Linked DNA regions of Homo sapiens: regions 1, 3, 4, 5, 6 and 7 are each linked to region 2. Evidence: chromatin contacts called from ENCODE Hi-C or POLR2A ChIA-PET data. All regions are on one chromosome and are shown on one strand. The core of a region is the stretch at or near the end of the contact, and the rest is flanking DNA. Distances in the headings are between cores, read along the strand shown.

Region 1 (2,751 bases), core at 212-2,711, 720 kb after region 2:
GCTCTAATTTCTGCTACGACAATAACCCAGCTATTTCAGCTGATGGCGGGAACACTGCAACTGGACAAAAATGACACGGATGGGTGTAGAGCCTCCAAACAATAAGTATCTGATTAATGCTGTTGACACCTAAGTCTACAGAGGCTATTCTCCAACGGCCAGGACATCATTAGGTAAGACATTTCAAAATTCTTCGTGAGGGCACGATTGCTTCAGAGGACTACAAAGTGACACATTAGGTCGTCATAAATCACCGCAGTACCATCCTGGCTAACACGGTGAAACCCCGTCTCTAAAATACAAAACAATGAGCCGGGCATGGTTGCGGGCGCCTGTAGTCCCAGCTACTCGGGAGGCTGACGCAGGAGAATGGCGTGAACCCGGGAGGCGGAGCTTGTAGTGAGCCGAGATCGCGCCACTGCACTGCAGCCTGGGCAACAGAGCAAGACTCTGTCAAAAAAAAAAAAAAAAAAAAAAAAAAATCACCGCAGTAAACCACACTCCAACGGGCCTGCACACTCAGGGTCTTGATTAGAAACAGTATTTAAAAAAATACCTCCACATCTGTTGCACCACAATGCCAAGGTATAACCAGGGCCACTTTCTCCAGGAGGCACAACAGGCGCAGGGCCAGGGAAGGGCCTCTGACACTTTTAGGATCTCAAGAAATTTTTTTTTTTTGGTTATTTTTCTTTGTTTGTTTTTGAGACAGAGTCTTGCTTTGTCGCCCAGGCTGGAGTGCAGTGGTGCTATCTCGGCTCACTGCAACCTCCACCTTCTGGGTTCAAGCGATTCTCCTGCCTCAGCCTCCCGAGTACCTGGGATTACAGGCGCCTGCCACTACGCCCGGCTAATTTTTGTATTTTATTTTATTTTTTAGTAGACACGGGGTTTTGGGTGTTGACCAGGTCTCGAACTCCTGACCTCAAGTGATCTGCCTGCCTCAGCCTCCCAAAGTGCTGGGACTACAGGCGTGAGCCACCATGCCCGGCCTCAAGAAAATGTTTTAATTTCCTTAAAAAACCTTAAGAAAAATCAACTTTTAAGTTGAAAAAGTTTATATATTAACATATTCATCTTTATATCAACACAGCAGTAAAATTTATTTTTTAAAGTGATAAAAACTGTACAAATATTTCTGGTGTGAAACACAGTGTTTTGATGCTCGCGGACTCTTGGATTCGAGGCTGCGGTAGTACGGACAAACACCGTGCAGCGGCATCTCATCTCCGCCAACAGCCGGCGATCAAGCGGGCAGGCTGGGAGAGGGCGGGCGGAAGAGGCGTGGCCGCCGCTACTGCGCACGTGCACCCAACCAGAACCTGGGGGTGGTGCCGGGCCTTCCCCGCTGCGCGGAGGCGTCCTCTCAACCCTTCTGCCCGGCGACTGGTGGGTTGGCGGCTAAGGGGCGGAGACAAGAGGGGCCGCCACCATCTCCTCCAATGGAAGGGAGACAGGGGCGGGCTTAATGACGGAAGGAGCATGGCGTGGAGACACCTGAAAGTGAGTCCCGCGAGTGAGCAGTGTGGATGGGGGACCAGGGACCGGGGAGGGCGAGAACGGAGAGTCAGGCCGGGCGAGGCATGGACCGAAGGCGGCTCCGGGAGTGTGGGCCCCCCTGGGACGTGTGCGTGTTTCCGGGGTCTCCTGCAAATGCTCGTGCGTGTGCATTTGCACGTGGACTCGGTCAGGCGTGTGCAGACAGCGCCTGCAGGTCTGGGTGGGTGCTGATCTGAGTGTCTGCGCCTGGGCCATGTTTTTGAGCCTGGCACAGGGGTGCTTAGTGAACACATGACCGCCTAGCGTTGTGTGCCGGATCCAACGGGGAATGAAACTAGAGTAGGACATGCTCCCAACCCTTTTAGGTAAAGTTTTGTTAGGGGCGGGGGTCTCTGTGAAAAGTTCTTAGCTGTATCCCCGTATGTAATAGGTGTTCAGAGGCCGGGCGCGGTGGCTCACGCCTGTAATCCCAGCACTTTGGGAGGCCGAGGCGGGTGGATCATGAGGTCAGGAGATCGAGACCATCCTGGCTAACAAGGTGAAACCCCGTCTCTACTAAAAATACAAAAAATTAGCCGGGCGCGGTGGCGGGCGCCTGTAGTCCCAGCTACTCGGGAGGCTGAGGCAGGAGAATGGCGTGAACCCGGGAAGCGGAGCTTGCAGTGAGCCGAGATTGCGCCACTGCAGTCCGCAGTCCGGCCTGGGCGACAGAGCGAGACTCCGTCTCAAAAAAAAAAAAAAAAAAAAAAAAAATAGGTGTTCAGATATTTGTTGATTGACATGGTGGGGGGGAGTACAGTCTCCAAGGGAGGCAATGAATAACCTTGACTTTCTTTTTATATGTTTATTTGAGACGGAGTCTTGGGCTGTCGCCCAGGCTGGAGTGCAGTGGCGCGATCTTGGCTCACTGCAACCTCCGCCTCCCGGGTTCAACCGATTTTCCTGCCTCGGCCTCCTGCGTAGCTGAGATTACAGGCGCGCGCCACCACGACTGGCTAATTTTGGTATTTTTAGTAGAGACTGCAGTTTCACCATGTTGGTCAGGCTGGTCTCGAACTCCTCACCTCGTGAGCCTCCCAAAGTGCTGGGATTACTGGCGTGAGCCACCGCGCTCGGCCTGAGTCTCTTTTTAAAATAAATAAATGGAGAGAGATGGGATCTCACTGTGTTGCCCAGGCTGGTCTAGAACTATTGGCCTCAAGGGATCTTCCCGCCTCAGCCTCCCAAAGTGGTGGGATTACAGGCGTGGGC
Region 2 (2,700 bases), core at 9-2,508:
TCTGCTGTTCACTGAAGACACCAAGCACATTCCAAGACAAAAGTCTTTCTGCATTGGTGGTCCCTCTGCCTGGAATGCTCTTTCCCCAGCTGTCAGCACAGCTAACTCCTTCACCTCCTTCCAATATTTGCTCAAATGTCATTTTCTCAGTGAAGCCTACCTAAGATTGCATCTTGCATTCCCCATGCCTCTTACCTCGCTGTATTTTTTTCCTATGGTACTCATGTACTTCCAACCTATAACTTCCTTCTTTTTGTTTACTGTTTATTATTTGTCTTCCCCAAACTAGAATGTAAGCTCCACAGGACAGAGATCTTTGTTTTGTTTACACATAGACCATTCCAAGAAGTTGGACATTGCCTGGTACACAGTAAGCACTCAGTATTACTGAATAAATGAGTGGATATCATACTTAGCACAAAAGGGATCTCTCTCTTCAGGTTCTGAATATGAGTCATTAATAGTGCACCTCAACTTCACTCCAGCACTTAAATGCATGACTTAAAAAAAAAAAAAAAAGCATGTGGCTTACAGCGTGTGTGGAAAAATTTTCCAGTATATGATCCTCTGAGCCTTTCATTAAACAGTCCTTTGAGCTTTGTGACATCATAATTCTGCTAAGTGGGTCGCTATTACCATTCTCATATTGCAAACTCAAGTAGGCAGTTATGTAGCCCCCGCCCAAATTAGTGAACCCAAAACAAAACCCACAAGATCTCATCAACAGTTTTTACCTCACAGCTGACACTTATAAAGGAGTTCCAAGTGCTTCCGCCAACTCCTCCTACCAGCAACTGTGAAAACAACGGCCAGTGAGTATCCAGGGCTGACTTTGGGCCGGGCACCCCATATCTCATTTCATCTAGTGAAGTAAGTCCCAAACCCCACTCCAGAGGCCCGGTCCCTGACCTGGAGGAAACTCAGTCCCAGCCCCTGGCTCACCCGCTGGGAAGTCGAAGGAGGGCCCGGAATCGTACCCAGGCCTGGATTACCTTCGCCCACGCCCACTGGGGCCCCAGTGTCTGGAGAGGCTGCACTTTACTCTCTCGAGGAAGCCATTCTGCACTTCCGCTCTCGGGGCTGCTTCCCGGGATGGTCCCTCCCTTTGGGTCCGCGGCGCCTCCAGCCACAAGGCAGGGAGATGGTGCGCCGGACTGGGGGGAAGGCTGTCCGGACCCGCCCTCGCGGCACCGGGAAGCCAGTCCCACCTCCGGGCCCCGCAGCCGCGAATGCCGGCAGACAGGGACCAGGAGGCACTCAAGTCCCACTGCGCACGCGCCCTGTAGGCCGGGCCGGAGTCACGTGCGCCAACGTTACGCACGCCGGCGACTCTCGCCTCGCCTAGGCCTCAGCTCCCTAGGTTTTGCTTCGCGGAGTACAGAAGCTGGGAGGCGCCAGCCTCCCGCCCCCGGCCACTATGGCAACGGAAGCGGCGCGCGCAGGCGGAGCATTCTTTGGCTCCGTCCCGAAGAGGGGTGAAAGGGAGAGGGACAGGGAGGCGAAGGGGAGGGGGAGGGGGAGGGAGGGAAGGGACGGGGCAAACCTGTCTGTCAGGACGTGCTGGTTCCGCTCACTGGCTGCTGGCCCCAAGGGCTTTCAGACTCTTCTGGACAGTTGTTACTTCCTGTACAGACTGGGTTGAAACTGCAGCTCAAAAGACGATAGGTTAAAAGCCAAACTAGGGAACTGCAAGATAAGATTGTTTATATATACATGACATAATATATATTAATTATGTTGCTTAATAAGCCAATAAGAAAAAGGCCAACAACCCCAGAAGGAAAATGAGCAAATATTAGAACAGGCCTCCCAAAAAACAAAAAAGTCAAACAAATAGCCACTAAGGATATACAAAACTGTTTAAACTATTATTAGACAAGAATGGAAATGAAAACAGCAAGTTTTCTTTTTACTCGGTTTAGCAAAGATGTAAAACCTTGGTAATGACCACTGTTGGTGTGACTATGGGGAAACAGGTTTACATCTGTGGATGGAAGAAAAACGTTATTAGAAACCTTACGGAAGGCAAACTTATTTATTTGTTTGTTTACTGAAACAAGGTCTTACCCTCACCCAGGCTGGTGTGCAGTGGCTCGATCTCGGCTCACTGCAGCCTCAACTTCCCCGGGCTCACGCGATCCTCCTAGAGAGATGGCATCTCCCTATCTTAGGCTGGTCTGGAACTCCTGGACTCAAGCGATCCGTTGGTCTCGGCCACCCAAAGTGCTGGGATTACAGGCATGAGCCAAGCCGCCTAGCCCAGAAGGCAAACGTTGAAAAGAGACATGCACTTTGGCTGGGCGCAGTGGCTCACGCCTGTAATCCCAGCATTTTGAGAGGCCGAGGCGAGCGGATCACGAGGTCAAGAGTCCGAGACCAGCCTGACCAACATAGTGAAACCCCGTCTCTACTAATAATGCAAAAAATTAGCCAGGCGTGGTGGCGGGCGCCTGTAATCCTAGCTACTTGGGAGGCTGAGGCAGGAGAATCGCTTGAACCCGGGAGGCGGAGGTTGGAGCGAGCCGAGATCTCACCACTGCACACCAGCCCGGGCGACAGTGCGAGACTCCGTCTCGGGAAAAAAAGAGGACATGCATTTTAACCCAGCAATTCCTCCTCCTCGCAGTTTATCCTTAGGAGATAATTAAACAGCTGGCACTCACTTTGGACAAAATGTTCATTTCAGCATCTCAATAACAT
Region 3 (2,850 bases), core at 209-2,708, 850 kb before region 2:
CTGTGCCTTCCTCCACAGAGAGATCAGGGCAGCCAGCAGGCATCCCTCCCTGAAAGGGCAACCCCTCCAAAGTTAGCAGCAGAAGCAAGATGAAGCTTAGGGGTGTGGTCTCCCAGACTCCTCTTATGCCACCATCTCTCTAAAAACCAGCGATACCTTCCACCTGAGAAGGGCTTCAGAGCCCACCAGGCAAGGAAGGGGTGGCCAACCAGCTTCCAAACATCCGTCCCAAAGACGAGGCGGGAGTGTGTTACTGGCCAGAGGTCCCAGAGTGCCCTGTACTCCCCCGGAGGCTTTGACTGAAAAGAGGCCCCAGGTCCCTGCCTGCCCCCAGCACCTCTCTAGCCCCTTTCTCCAACACCACCTTTGACTCAATCCTCCGCTCCTTTACGCAGCTGTAAAGCAAGAGGGAAGATGGGAGACGGGAGATGGATGCAGTTGGCAAAAGATAAATCGAAAGGCTAACTTGAGCAAGCAAGCAATTGGTGCTGACTCCTCTACAGGCAGAGGGAACCCGGAGTGGGTTATGCGAAGGAGGGAAGGCCAACAGGAGCGGCAGGAAGCTAAGGGGAGACTCAAGTGAGCTCAGCCCAGAGCTGTAGCAGGGGGTGGGAAGTTTGGTCCAGTCACAGGGGAATGACTGGGGGTAAGAAATGACTTCCATTCCAAGGCAGAGAAGGAACAGGAGAGAGGAGAGACGAGGTTCAGACCAGCCTCCACGGGACTGGCGCTTTGGCCAAGTTTCTGGCTTCAGCCGTGCCTCAGTTTCCCCAAAGTAGGAAGGTCGAGCCGTGAGAACTGGGCCACTGAGGATGGTTAGGGGGCAGTGCCAGGTAGGGGAAAGATCACAGGGGAGAGAGGAAAGAGGAGCTGATGGGGCAGACAGGCTCTGGCCAAGAGTGGGGCCGGGGTCTCCCAGGTGGAGCAGAGGCCGGGAGACCCAGGGTTAGCGGTACGAACTAGGGAGTGGACTGGAAGTCGGGACCAGGGCAGAGAGCTCTTCCGAGGGCTGGGGCTGGGGCTGGGGTTGGGGTTGGGGGCTGCCGGCAAAGGAGCGGAGCGGGAGCCCTGGGAGGCTGGGAGCGGCTGGACGTGCAAAGCAGAAGGCGGGGATCCGGAATGAGGCCAACGCGCGCGGACCCCCGCCCACACGAGGGAGCCCGGCGCCCCGACCCGGGGGAAGTTGCCGGGCTGGAACGGGCCGGTCTGGGCCGCTGGGCCGCGCCAGCTGCCCGCGCAGGGGAGGTCTGGGCAGCCGGGGGCCCGGGGCGCTCTGCATCCCGCCCGCCCTCATCCCACCCGCGCACCTCAGTCAGCGCCCGGCGCCGCGCGGGCCATGCTCGCCGCTCCGGCCGCCGCCGCCGCCCGCGCAGAAAGCCGTCGCCGCCGCCGCCGCCGCCGCCGCCGTCGTCCGGACCCGTTAGCTCGCAGCTCTCTCGTCCGCCCGCCGTGGGCTAGTCCCGCCCTTGCCTGGCCCAACCCTCCCCGAGCGCCGCCGCCGCCGCCGCCTCAGCCCGGCCCCTCCCCCCACCCCTGCCCGGCTTGAAGGGAAGGGTGGGGGACAGGGGCGACTGCCCCCACCCCATTCACATCCTCCCCGTCTCTCCCTCCCTCCGCCCCCCGCACGCGCGCCGGCATGCTGGGATATGGAGTCCAGCGGGCGCTGGGTCGCTAGGGGCGCCCCGCATCCAGGACTACATCTCCCAGAAGACAGCGCGCGCATCCCAGGGATTGTGGGCTTTGTAGTTTCGCTAGGGCTCAGGGGGTCCGCCGTGCAGGAGGGGAGACGGAGGGGGATGGGAAGTCTTCATTCTCAGAAGGCCGGGCTCCAGCGGCTGGAGCAGACGGCCCCGAGCCGGGTTGGATACGTGGGTTCCTAGGGAGGTGCACACTAGCCGAGGACGCCTCTCAGATGCTGCTGTGGCCAGCTGCTGACGAGCCCGGCCGGAGGGCACTGTTCCCACTCGCGCTCTCAAAGAGCCGCGACCTGAGGCCAGCTTGGCTTCACGCCCGGGCTCTGAAAGCCCGAGCTGCGGTGGGGCCGCTGCGCCCTGGCCTGAGGGGAGAGAGACCCCATCAGCGGTGCGAGCGGGGGTTTGGCCTCGCTGGACTTTGTGTTCCCCACCTAGGAAAAGAGGAAAAGGGGGCAGAGTGTCTATTGGTTCCTCATCCACCGGGGCATCTCCCCCTTGCAGGCTCTCTCTTAGATGCCCGTAGCTTCCTGCTGTTGAGGGTAAAGTGAATGCATTTTAAATATTTGCCATGTCTTTTATTAGCCCATCCTTTCCCTAACTTCCGCACCTATTTCAAAACCTTTATGAAACTCCAGGTAGACTGCAGTTTCGCCCTCCAACAGGCTGAAGTGAGGCTGAAGTGGTTCTGAATTTTTGGTGTGTATGGGATCCTCTTGGCCAGCTTGTTTAAACGCAGATTGCTGCCCCCACCCTCAGCTTCTGGTTCTTTTAGCTCTAGGGCAGGCCCCAGAATTGGCATTGCTACCCCGTCTCCAGGTGTTGCTCATGCTGCCGGTTACTACCTTGATAACCTGATAACCTCTGCTGTTGGTGTTTGCTGCTAACACACCGGTATCCTCTTTCAAGGATGGCCCTTGTGTGGGATAATTAATAATGGCCCTGAAGAGCCAAACCCGGAAAGGCAGGGTCCCAGTCTAGTCCCCTTTAGCACAGGAACGCTCTTTGTTTTTGCTCAAGGTCTCACTGTCGCCCAGGCTGGAGTGCAGTGATGTCATCACGACCCCAGCACTTTGGGAGGCTGAGGCAGGTGGATCACATGAGGCCAGGAGTTAAGACCAGCCTGACCAACATGGCAAAACCCTGTCTCTACCAAAAA
Region 4 (2,700 bases), core at 171-2,670, 940 kb before region 2:
GCTCACACCTGTAATCCCAGCACTTTGGGCGGCCCAGGCAGGCAGATCCTTGAGCTCAGGAGTTCAAGGCCAGCCTAGCCAACGTGGTGAAACTCCATCTCTACTAAAAATACAAACATTATCTGGGCGTGGTGGCGTGTGCCTGTAATCCCAGCTACTTGGGAGGCTGAGGCAGGAGAACCGCTTGAATCCAGGAAGCAGAGGTTGCAGTGAGCCAAGACCCGGCCACTGCACTCCAGCCTGGGTGATATCTGTAAATAATGGTTCCATGAGTTTAGAAATACAAAGTAGCATGACTTAACAAATTTACACATCTATGTAACCAGGTCCCAATCAAGATACAGAATAATTCTATCACCCAGGAAGTTCTCTTGTGTCTGGACCAAACATCCTTCTCCACAGGTAAGCTCTGTTAGTTTTTATCAGCATAGATTTTATTTGTCCTATTCTTGAATCTCATATAAATAGATTATACATTATGTATTTGGTGGTCCTTCAACATAATGGCCAGGTGTGGTGGCTCATGCCTGTAATCCCAACACTTTGAGAGGCCAAGGCAGGAGGATCTCTGGAGTTAGCAGGAGATCAAAAGCAGCCTGAGCAATATAATGAAGACTTCCGTCTCTGCAAAAAGTTTAAAAACTAGCCAGGAGTGGTGGTGCGGGCCTGTGGGCCCAGCTACCTGGGAGGCTGAGGTGGGAGGTCAAGGGTGCAGTGAGCCGAGATCACACCACTGCATTCCAGCCTGGGCGACACAATGAGACCCTGACTCAAAAAAGAAACGAAAAAACGCATTGTGTGTTGTGTTTATTGGATGGTGGAATTATGGGGTTTACGGGTCTTCTGTTGCGTTTTGGTTTTTGTTTTCTTACCTGTTATCGCGTTCCTAACAGTAGAAATTGGCATCATATAGTATTCTCATGGAACTTTCCTTTGTTCAAAGCCCTACAGTTCAGAGACTTACACATTTAATGTGAGATATGACAGGCTTAAAAAGAAACGTTGGGGGCCGGGCGCGGTGGCTCACGCCTGTAATCCCAACACTTTGGGAGGCTGAGGCGGGAGGATCACAAGGTCAGCAGTTCGAGATCAGCCTGGCCAACATGGTGAAACCCCATCTCTACTAAAAATACAAAAATTAGCCGGGCGTGGTGGCGGGCACCTGTAATCCCAGCTACTCGGGAGGCTGAGGTAGAATAGCTTGAACACGGAGGCGGAGGTTGCAGTGAGTCGAGATCCCGCCACGGCACTCCAGCCTGGGACAGAGCGAGACTCCGTCTCGAAAAAAAATAATAAAATAAATAATAAAATAAATAAAATAAAATAAACGTTGGCTTATTTCAGTGTGAAGTAAGGCAATAAACGGAGGGCTAACAGTTCCACTTCGTAGAGCTCAGACATTTTAAGAAGCGAGGAGGCCGCGTCCTGGAAGGGTGAGCAAAAAGCGCGAGGTTTGCGCACGAAGGGAAAGGCGAGGCCCGAGGAGAGACCTGGCGCCGCGCAGAATGATGATGTCGCACGCTGGGTGGGAACTGACGTCACCTGTGCTCACCGCCGCTTCCGGTCCGCGTGAGGTGCATTCTCGCGCCGGTGGCGAGGTTAGGGCCCGCGTTGCGACGTGGTGCAGCGCATATTTTCACAAGTGGGTCTCCCTTGTCCGGGACTATGGCCACCGACTCGTGGGCCCTGGCGGTGGACGAGCAGGAAGCGGCTGTCAAGTCGGTCAGTAGCTCAGCTCCTGGCGAGGAGGACGTAGCAGGGGCCCAAGCGAAACCTCCCAAAAGCACAGGGAGCTCCCCGGGTTGGGGAGGCCCCTGGGCAACGCGCTCCTGCAGTTTGCTAGGGCAGTCACTTGCCCTTGATTTGCTCTTAGAGCTAAAGAGACCAATGTCGAGCTTTTTATCTCCATCTGGGCTGGTTAAGGACTTCATCCTTTGGTAAATCCGCCCCACTATGCATGCTGTCATTCCTCTATTGACCTCCTCGGTGACGATTATAAGGAAAGCCAAGTTTAGATTCTGATTCTCTTTTTCATTACGCGACTGTTCTTCGCATGTTTCTGTACTACTCTGTATTTAACATTTCTTAGATCCATGCTTAACGTGGTTGGTAGTTTGTAGCTCTTTGCAGAATAACAGATTGACTTTTGGATTTAATACCTCAATCTACTGCAGATGTTGGAAGGAGGCACTACAAATTGTTTCATTGATGTGTAAAGTAACGGTTTCATGTACTTGTTCTTTCAGTAATGAATATTCATTCAACTGGAATGTAATTACAGCATACACTGTGGCTTTCTGTTCTTATATCTAAGACCTAAACTTTAGGTTTGTTTAGTGATAATGGACTGTCTTTTTTTTTGTTGTAGTTGTTTCTCTTTTGAGGCAGAGTTTTGCTCTTGTTGCCCAGGCTGGAGTGCAATGGCGCCATCTCGGCTCACCGCAACCTCCGCCTCCCGGGTTCAAGCGATTCTCCTGCCTCAGTCTCCCGAGTAGCTGGGATTACAGGCATGCGCCACCACGCCCGGCTAATTTTGTATTTTTTGTAGAGACGGGGTTTCTCCATGTTGGTCAGGCTGGTCTCGAACTCCCGACCTCAAGTGATCCGCCCACCTCGGCCTCCCAAAGTGCTGGGATTACAGCCGTGAGTCACCGCGCCCAGCCGGTATGGGGATTTTTGAGAGGGCTATTGACAGAATTA
Region 5 (2,700 bases), core at 187-2,686, 610 kb after region 2:
TACTTTCTTTATGCCTGTGCATTTCAGTATTTATAGCTCCTTCAAGAAAATTTTGATGGTCTCTGAATTCTGAAGCCTTATTTTCTTGTGAATAACACATGATGCTGTTGATCTTACAGTTTTTTTTTTAAATTAATTTTCAGTCTTAGTTTGACCAGTGAAGATTTTATTATAGTGTGAAAATACACAGTGAACTTTGTGCCACTTGTACATGTAATGCTTCTAAAGGAATTGGACCACCAGGTGTGGCGGCTCATGCCTGTAATCCCAGCACTTCGGGAGGTTGAGGCGGGAGGATTGCTGAGCCCAAGAGTTGGGAGACCAGCCTGGGCAACATAGCAAGGCCCCATCTCTGCTAATAAAAATTTTTAAAAAGATAAAGGAATTGGGCTGTATTATCTTGGAAATGTGTCCTAGCACCTCATTGTGTCTGTTTCTACTCTAACATCACATCTTCATAACTGCGATACAGTGGTCATACCAAAATTTGTTCAAATTACTTCTTTTATAAGAACAACAACAAAAGAAACCTCAGGCTGGGAGTGGTGGCTCATACCTGTAATCCCAGCACTCTGGGAGGCCGAGGCGGGTGGATCACCTGAGGTCAGGAGTTTGAGACCAGCCTAGCCAACATGGTGAAACCCTGTCTCTACTAAAAATAGAAAAAATTAGCTGGGCGAACAGCCGGGCATGGTGGCTAACGCCTGTAATCCCAGCACTTCGGGAGGCCGAGGCGGGTGGATCACAAGGTCAGGAGATCGAGACCATCCTGGCTAACACGGTGAAACCCTGTCTCTACTAAAAATATAAAAAATTAGCTGGGTATGGTGGTGGGTGCCTGTAGTCCCAGCTACTCGGGAGGCTGAGGCAGAGGTAGTAGTGAGCCAAGATTGCGCCACTGCACTCTAGCCTCGGCGACAGAACAAGACTCTGTCTCAAAAAAAAAAAAAAAAAAAATTAGCTGGGCGTGATGGCAGACACCTGTAATCCTAGCTACCTGGGAGGTTGAGGCAGGAGAATCGCTTGGACCTGGGAGGTGGAGGTTGCAGTAGGCTGAAATCGCACCATTGCATTCCAGCCTGGGCAACAAGAGTGAAACTCGGTCTCAAAAAAAAAAAAAAAGATCAGAATAAATAAAATAACACACGTCAAAACCAAAAGCTTTTGTACGTATTGGAGTGTCTGTAGCCAGTCTTGACCTTGCTCTCTCCCCTCCTCACTTCGTACTTTTAGAGCTACAAACACTGAGTTTACTCCCTTAGGAAGTCTTTTTTTTTTTTTTTTTTTTTTTGGCTACTTTTAGCTGCTACTACTTTGAATAGAGCTTTCAGGATCACTACTTCTGGGCAGCTTCACTATTTTGGGCAGCAGTTCTGATTCTTTTCCTCCTCCAGATATCCTAAGAGGAAGGACTCAGTCCATGGTTTTACTTTGCTTATTCAGGATGGGGAGGCTAACTAGCTCGCGAAGTCTCAGCGAGCTGAGTGATAAAAGAGGAACTAGATGGGTTTGCTATGCCAGTGTTAAGAATTGGAGTAAAGTGAAGGATTGGGCTGCTGATCCATGTGTGACACTAATAAAAATAATGGTGTTACACTAATAAAGATAAGTATATATGTATATAAACAGAATACCGAGAACTAGGATTGTGGTCACTAGTTCATAACCATTTTTTAGAGTTTATGTTATAATTGCTTACTTGTCTTATAGTTGTTTTTATGTCAGCTATACCCATTTGATTGTGAGCCCCTTGAAGGCTAGGGAAGCTCTCATTTGAATGTCTGTTGTAGACAGTGGCTTAGCACAGTGCTTAATAGAATAGCACTCAATAAATATTTGGTGAGTGAGTGAATGACAGTAAAGATGTTGAAGCACAGTGATTTTAGAGTAACGTCTGAATCACAAAAAGAATTTTAGATTACTTACTGGACAATGTTAGTATGTGATGTGTATATAATCACATATGTATAAAAATTTGTTTATGTTTGTTAATGTATATATGAATAGTAAATGTTGACTAGAATATTTTATTAACTTTTAGGTTATTATTTCCAAAATTAATGTTCCTAATCATACAGGATAACAAAGTTTATGTTATGTTTAGCTTTGGAAACAGGTTCAAATTCTGAGATAGTAATTAAGTCAGTCTTTTGGTTTTTTTTCTTTTTTTTTGAGACGGAATCTTGCTCTGTCGCCCAGGCTGGAGTGCAGTAGCACGATCTCGGCTCACTGCAAGCTCCACCTCCCGGGTTCACGCCATTCTCCTGCCTCACCCTCCCAAATAGCTGGGACTACAGGCACCCATCACCACACCCAGCTAATTTTTTGTGTTTTTAGTAGAGATGGGGTTTCACTGCGTTAGCCAGAATGGTCTCGATCTCCTGACCTCGTGATCCACCCACCTCGGCCTCCCAAAGTGCTGGGATTACAGGTGTGAGCCACCGCGCCCTGCGTAGTCTTTTGCTTTAAATTCGTTTTTAGTCTGATTTATTTAATGTACTGGTAATCATTTAGGATATATCCTTTAGTTACTACTTTTGTGGTTTACTGTCATTGTCTTTAATGATTAGTTTCTTCGTAAAATGGGGATCTGTTGAATAGGAGTTGAAAAATCCTCAGTACTTAACAAAATAGTTTAGCAAATTGCTTTTCTTTCCTTAATTCTAAAACAAAACTAGATTATGTAAATTTGTAGAATTT
Region 6 (2,700 bases), core at 118-2,617, 600 kb before region 2:
TCCCAGCCCCCAAATCCTGCCCCTTCATCCTAGGCTAAGGAAAGGGGGCACGGCAGGAGGGCAGGAATACTGGTTCCTGGCCCCCACCCTATCACTGGAGCTGGGCCCTCTCTGCCTAGTCAGCGTAGGGCAGCCCTGCCAAACCCTGGCCTCATTTGGGGAGAGGAACCCACTAATTTTCCCAGGAGGAAAAATGGGGGCTGAGGTCAGGGGAAGGGTCCAATAGTCTCCTTAGTGACCTTGAGCCATTTCCAGGCCTCAGTTTCCCCACCTGGTGGGGTGAGGAATGAATGGGTGGTTGGATCCAGCCTGACCTTAAGCAATCCTGGGAGACAAGGAGGGCTCGGAGCTGAGAGCCCAGGGTGGTAATGGGGTAGGAAAAGCGCTTCCTTGGGGTTGCTCCACCGACCCCAACCTTCATCCCGCCTCCTCCCAAGGTGATGATCAAGGCCTATCCTTGGGATGCAGGGACATTCAGCCTGGAGACCTTGGAGTCCTGGAGCTTCCTGGGGCTGTGGGGGTGGGGCGGGGCTGGGGGACGCAGTCTCACGGTCGGGTGCAGAGGCCTAGGTCGGCGGGGAAGGAGTTAACGGTTCTCCGCTTTATTATTTTTTCCTGCTTTGGCGGTGACAGCATTGTCTGGGCTCCGGGGCCGTGGGGGAACATGGTGGTGGAAGGGGGCGGAGGCCGGTAAGACCCCGGACTCGTTAAAGGGCCCTAGAGTCGGTCCTGGATCCAAACCCCATTCATGGTTTGGCGGTCTGGGGCGCAGGGAGCCTGCGTGTGCACAGGCTCGGGTCAGGACCCCACGGGGCCACCGCGGGCACCGCACGGACACCCCGACACACGAGCACCCACACCCCCAGACGGGCACCCGGAGACACGGGCGCCCAGCAGACGCAGGCAGGACGCGCTCAGACAAGGACACACAGACACCGCGGCGCGCGGCCACACGAGGCTCGGCCACCCGCCGCCACGCGTCCCCGGGGGGTCCCGCACCCGTCGCCGCGCGCCCGGCCCCGCCGCGCCCCGGTTACCTTCATGTCGTTGACTATGGCCTGGAAGAGCCCGCCCAGGGCGCCGCACTCCTTCTCCGCCGTCTCCATGCTCTGGCTGGGCCGGGCCGCGGCGGCGGCTAGGCGCACGGAGCGCGGGGAGCAGCGCAAGGGAGGGGGCCAGGCCGCGCGGGCGCTCGCTCCGAGGCCGGGCCGGGCCTCCCGCCTCCAGGCTGCGCTCAGCGGCCGGCCGCGCCGCGCTCCGGGGTCGCGGGCCTCCGGCGGGCGGCGCGGGCCATGTCGCAGCGGGGCTGGCGGGCGGCGCGGGGGGCGCGGCGCGGGCAGCTCGCGGCGCAGCCTCGGCGCGGGGACTGACGGCGGCGGTAATCCGAGCCGCCGAGGATCGGGCGTCACGTGGGCGCGGCGGAGGGGGGACCGCGAGGAGGGAGGGAAGGAGGGCGGGCCGCGCGGGAGGGGGCTGTGGGAACGGCCGCGCGGGCGCAGGCCCATTCACGGCCAGAAACCAGGGCTTTGAAATCCGAGCCCGGGCGCTGCCAGACTGGTCCGGCGAGCGGGGCCGACGGGCGCGGGCGCCACCGAGGGTCGGGGGGCGGCGCTGGGCGGGGCCCGCCCTGCCCACGCAGGAGCGGGACTGGCGGTTGGGCCTCGGCCCCCGGGCAGGGGCTCCACGATATCTTCTGGCCTTTGGTCTGGGGCGGGGGGCTTCTCGCGCTTCTAAAGACAGGCAGTGGGTACAGTGGCGGGATGGGGTCGGTGCATGGGCTGGATGGGTGGCATACACCGCACACAGCAGGGCGCGGGGTATCGTGGAGCCGCCCGCCTTGGGACGTTTCATCGCAGGCACAGACCTTCCTCAAGTTCGGACCCTTCCAAGTTCCTTGGCTCCTTCTCCAAGTGGTGCCGATGCCACCCGGATGGGGTGCCCAAGGCTGGGCATTTGGGGGGCAGTGGTAGTCTCCTGGGCCTTGAACAACCTCCTTCTTCGCGGGTGGGGGCTAATGTCGGACCTGCAGAGCAGAGCTGGAGTGTCCTTGGTCTCTGCTGCCTGAGTCCACGGTGGGTGCGATGCACACACGTGCATGGGGTAGCAATGTCAATCGCAGCCTGTCCTGGAGACTCCAGGCAGGGAAACCCACCCTGGGGGGCAGCACGATGGGGGAGCGCACTCTGGGGAAGAGCAGGCACAAGCTCCTTCTCGCCTACTCCATGGGCCGGAGGGAGCCAATTACAAGCTCATTAGGAGACCAAGCCCAGGGTTCCCAAAGCCTGGGGACAGGTGGTACCACTCCCGGTGAGGAAGGGCTTTCAGCTGCAGCAGTGGTTGGGGCACCTGCCCCTCCCTGGACTGCTCTGGGCTTTTCCTCCCCTTGCCCCGAGATCTGCAAAGTGTTCTGCAGTGTGCATTGCCCTTTCATCCAGGAACTCCTGGGGCTCAGCTCCCATGTCCCCAGTGGGGAACTCCCATTGCCCCAGGGAGTCAGGATGAGAAAGGCAGATTGGGGAAGGCAGGGTTCAGGATTCCAGGGCAGGCAGTGCATGGTGCTCTCCAGGAGGGTGCAGGTTCCAGAGGTGGGGACCTAGGCTCTAGGCCCATGGCTCCACTCAGGTGAGTGCAGGGACCAGGCCCTGGGGCAGCCAGTACTCCTTGGGGCCATCATGAAACCCGATCTCCAGGACAGAGGGT
Region 7 (2,700 bases), core at 179-2,678, 550 kb before region 2:
GTGCCGGGTCCGGAGCCTGCCGCACAGTCTGCACTCAGTACACGGGGGCTCCTTTTTATTAGCAAGCGTCCCATAGCGCAGAGCACTGCGCAGGGCAGACCGTTCTCATTCTGAGTCTCAGAATGGATGTCTGGGGGCTGGTCTGAAATGTCTGAGTGGGGAGATTTCATTTCTGGCACAAATTCACAGTGCTCTATCAGGATGCTCTGAGGAAGAAGGGGGGCCACCTGTGACCCCCACACATCTGGGGAGGGAGATCAGCCCATCTCTCCGCTGACAGTCTGGCTAAAGATGGCAGAAGAGAAGGGCTGGGCTGCTCTGGACACAACTCTGAACTCCTTAGCCACAGCCCCTAGTGTGGACCCAAAATGGACTCTCAATGTCCAGGCTGCCCCTTGGACCCTGGAGCTGAGGCCCTTAGTGGAAGGGAGGAGGAGGGCAGTGTCACAGCTGCGAGAAGCCGCAGCAAGCGATTCACATCCTCAGCTGAGTGCAGCTCAGCCCTCACAGTGCTCCCAAGGCTTAAAGACTTTCTGCCCTCCCCAAGACAGGGTTGGGAGCCTTGGGAGGGGCTGCATTGAGACCACAGGTTTGAGCAGGGCAGTCTTTTCCCAGCAGGGGAGGTGGGGAAAGGGGCCACACTTGAAGGGGCAGGGAGGGCGGGCTGGACAGGGATGGGAAAGGCCTCAGTGCTCAGCAGGACAGGGTGGGGGCTGCTCGCTCTTTCCCAGCCTCAGTGGCCCCCATCGCCCCCAGCCACTCTGTTGATCTGAGCTGCCCTTTGGCTTGAGATGCTCTCTGAGGCAGGGCTGCAGGCTCAGGAGGAGGAGATGGGTGGAGAGAGAACAAGCTCACCCCGGGAGGGTGACTACAGGAGAAATGGGCCCCTCAAGTATGCTGATTTCCGCCTCACTGCTGCCTGCTCTTCCGCCCACCTCCGGCTCTGGCTCATCTGCTCTTGTAAGCAGGGTCCTGGGCTGGGTGCTGCAGGCGCATGAGGAAAGTGGGAGCCGGGACGGGGCAGCTCAGGGCACGCCCTCCAACACTGCGCTCCGAGGACCTCAGCGGTTTTACTCAGGGGTGCCACTGAGGCACAGCCCCCTGTAGATGGTGGGCAGCTGCTGCAGCAGGGGGCGAGGGAGAGGGGGGCCCACAACCCGGCTGTGTGTCTCGGGAGACAGGCTCTCTTTGAGGGGCCCAGGAGAGTGGGATTTCCATTCCCCAATCCTGCAGAGGGCAGGAGCATGAGGGAGAGTGCCATCCCTCAGCTGAAGGCCACTGTGCCTTGTATTTCTGGTTTGGGCAAGTGAGGAGCCTGCCAGCCCCTGGCAGGAAGTGCACGTGACCGGCGGCTGGCCAGGGGCACAGAGACGCACTCCACACAGAAACCCAGGCTGGCGGGGTGGGCGGCCGGGGAGCCAGCCCTGCAGATGTTACTAAGTGAAACCTGATGTGGTGACATGAGAATCCACAGAACGTCTCACAAACAACCTGCCCCGGGATGTTTTGGATTGAGTTTTGTGGTTATGACGTGAAGAAACCTCACATGTCAGGATAAAAATAACCCTGGCTTCAGTACATAACGCGAGTTACAGTTCAACAGAACCAGATGTGAAAACGTCAGCCACCCAGTTCAGGCCCAGCAGGGTCCCTGCTCCACTCCGGCCTCCCTCCCTGCTGGGGTTGGGGTCCATGTGCCCGGACAGCCCGTTGTGGGCTCAAGATCTGCTGCCTGGAGGATACAAGGGAAGGGCCAGAGGCCGCTCAGGGGAGGCAGCACCACCTTCTCCGAGGCCAGCTCCTCTTCTGTGAACCAGGCAGGGCTAAAGAGCATCAAGTCGTGCTTGGCACAGGAAGTGGTCCACAGAAGGGGTGGGTGATGGAGAGGCTGGTATGGAACCAAGAGGACAGGGTGGGGAAGGGGCAGTTTCCCCCAAGAATCAAGTGGCTGGGAGAAAGGGAGGCTGAGCAGGGTCTTGGGGGTGTAGAGTCTGCAGAACTGGAGGGGGTGCACAGCTACGTAGACAAAGGCCGCCGCAATGGCACCAACTCGGGAACCCACTCAAGGGGCAATCACTTTCTCATCTGTGGGCCGGCCTGGGTCGGCAGGACAGGAGCGCCGGAGGCATCAATCATAGCCAGGAGACTTTGCAGCTGCTCAGGTCAGAGCGAGAGAGAAGCCGATGGGATGCAGCAGGGCCCAGTGGGGACTTCCAGCTGACGCGGCAGTGGAGAGGTCATATAGCAGTCTGCCACCGGGAAAGAGCTATTGCTGCAGGGTGAGGGCTGGGGCCAAAGGCAGCGAGGAGAGGGTGTGGAGGAAGGCACCCCCTGCTGGTGGAGCAGGGGGGCTGGACTGCTGGGGCTTCCAACTGGACAAGGGAGGGCCTGGCAGCACGGGTATGAGAGGATGCCATTCTGGGCAGCAGTGCCGGGGGCCTCAGGCTCAGGTGATTGGTGCCCCTGCCTTCCATTATTTTAATAAACTTTCAAAAATAGGTACTGACCCTTACTGGGCACCTGGTGCCAGGGATTCCGGGGTAAGTAAACTTGGCCTGTGTGGCCTGCCATGACGCTATTCAAACTGAGCTGATGACACAAATCACCCAGCACTGGGCGACGCTGAGGAGCCTCCGCATGCACTTCCAGCTGGGGGTCTAAGAGGTCACAGCCAGGAGGGAACAGATGTGAACTTCACCA

Evidence for each region. A loop is a pair of places that touch in the nucleus more often than their neighbours do. ChIA-PET counts read pairs that join two places held with the same protein, here RNA polymerase II (POLR2A). Pooled maps may share reads with other maps.
Region 1: a loop to region 2 is called in a map with no recorded cell type, with 30 times the contacts of the local background. The contact joins the promoter of DHODH here to the promoter of CMTR2 in region 2. A Hi-C loop is called at or near these places in 7 of 37 single-sample maps with no recorded cell type and 14 of 50 pooled maps. POLR2A ChIA-PET finds 5 or more read pairs at or near these places in 1 of 52 experiments (activated T-cell).
Region 3: a map with no recorded cell type shows a loop between it and region 2 (14-fold over the local background). The contact joins the promoter of ST3GAL2 here to the promoter of CMTR2 in region 2. A Hi-C loop is called at or near these places in 1 of 168 maps with a recorded cell type or tissue (naive thymus-derived CD4-positive, alpha-beta T cell), 3 of 37 single-sample maps with no recorded cell type and 7 of 50 pooled maps.
Region 4: a loop to region 2 is called in a map with no recorded cell type, with 14 times the contacts of the local background. The contact joins the promoter of DDX19A-DT here to the promoter of CMTR2 in region 2. A Hi-C loop is called at or near these places in 1 of 37 single-sample maps with no recorded cell type and 7 of 50 pooled maps. POLR2A ChIA-PET finds 5 or more read pairs at or near these places in 1 of 52 experiments (PC-9).
Region 5: a loop to region 2 is called in a map of naive thymus-derived CD4-positive, alpha-beta T cell, with 15 times the contacts of the local background. The contact joins the enhancer-like site here to the promoter of CMTR2 in region 2. A Hi-C loop is called at or near these places in 1 of 168 maps with a recorded cell type or tissue (naive thymus-derived CD4-positive, alpha-beta T cell), 2 of 37 single-sample maps with no recorded cell type and 11 of 50 pooled maps.
Region 6: a loop to region 2 is called in a pooled map, with 6 times the contacts of the local background. The contact joins the promoter of MTSS2 here to the promoter of CMTR2 in region 2. A Hi-C loop is called at or near these places in 1 of 168 maps with a recorded cell type or tissue (chondrocyte) and 8 of 50 pooled maps. POLR2A ChIA-PET finds 5 or more read pairs at or near these places in 1 of 52 experiments (HCT116).
Region 7: a map with no recorded cell type shows a loop between it and region 2 (20-fold over the local background). The contact joins the enhancer-like site here to the promoter of CMTR2 in region 2. A Hi-C loop is called at or near these places in 5 of 37 single-sample maps with no recorded cell type and 8 of 50 pooled maps. POLR2A ChIA-PET finds 5 or more read pairs at or near these places in 1 of 52 experiments (BJ).

The regions. Positions count from the first base shown.
Region 1 is chr16:72,007,283-72,010,033 of GRCh38, forward strand. It overlaps DHODH (dihydroorotate dehydrogenase (quinone)), which reads left to right and starts at 1,462. Exons shown (of 9, transcript NM_001361.5): 1 at 1,462-1,503. The coding sequence starts at 1,483. RefSeq lists silencers at 1,214-1,313, 1,257-1,456.
Region 2 is chr16:71,288,144-71,290,843 of GRCh38, forward strand. CMTR2 (cap methyltransferase 2) reads right to left here and starts at 1,259. Exons shown (of 3, transcript NM_018348.6): 1 at 993-1,259; 2 at 735-794. LOC102723786 (a long non-coding RNA gene) reads left to right here and starts at 657. Exons shown (of 4, transcript XR_933707.3): 1 at 657-812. RefSeq lists silencers at 1,012-1,381, 1,462-1,531.
Region 3 is chr16:70,437,642-70,440,491 of GRCh38, forward strand. ST3GAL2 (ST3 beta-galactoside alpha-2,3-sialyltransferase 2) reads right to left here and starts at 1,459. Exons shown (of 7, transcript NM_006927.4): 1 at 1,308-1,459. RefSeq lists silencers at 1,131-1,330, 1,431-1,610.
Region 4 is chr16:70,345,327-70,348,026 of GRCh38, forward strand. It overlaps DDX19A-DT (DDX19A divergent transcript), which reads right to left and starts at 1,421. Exons shown (of 5, transcript NR_039997.1): 1 at 873-1,421. DDX19A (DEAD-box helicase 19A) reads left to right here and starts at 1,577. Exons shown (of 12, transcript NM_018332.5): 1 at 1,577-1,722. The coding sequence starts at 1,666. RefSeq lists enhancers at 577-1,195, 1,196-1,813, 1,332-1,821.
Region 5 is chr16:71,899,060-71,901,759 of GRCh38, forward strand. All of the region lies in intron 1 of IST1 (IST1 factor associated with ESCRT-III), which reads left to right. Among named protein-coding and RNA genes, the nearest start is that of IST1, 4.9 kb to the left of the region's middle. Within about 2 kb of position 1,437, at least 3 of the 41 ENCODE cell types and tissues checked have a DNase peak (open chromatin) inside an H3K27ac peak, as active enhancers do.
Region 6 is chr16:70,684,686-70,687,385 of GRCh38, forward strand. MTSS2 (MTSS I-BAR domain containing 2) reads right to left here and starts at 1,368. Exons shown (of 15, transcript NM_138383.3): 1 at 1,038-1,368. The coding sequence starts at 1,106.
Region 7 is chr16:70,736,248-70,738,947 of GRCh38, forward strand. The region is part of intron 13 of VAC14 (VAC14 component of PIKFYVE complex); the gene reads right to left. Among named protein-coding and RNA genes, the nearest start is that of VAC14-AS1, 17 kb to the right of the region's middle. RefSeq lists enhancers at 1,574-1,733, 1,706-2,236, 2,138-2,307. Within about 2 kb of position 1,429, at least 30 of the 41 ENCODE cell types and tissues checked have a DNase peak (open chromatin) inside an H3K27ac peak, as active enhancers do.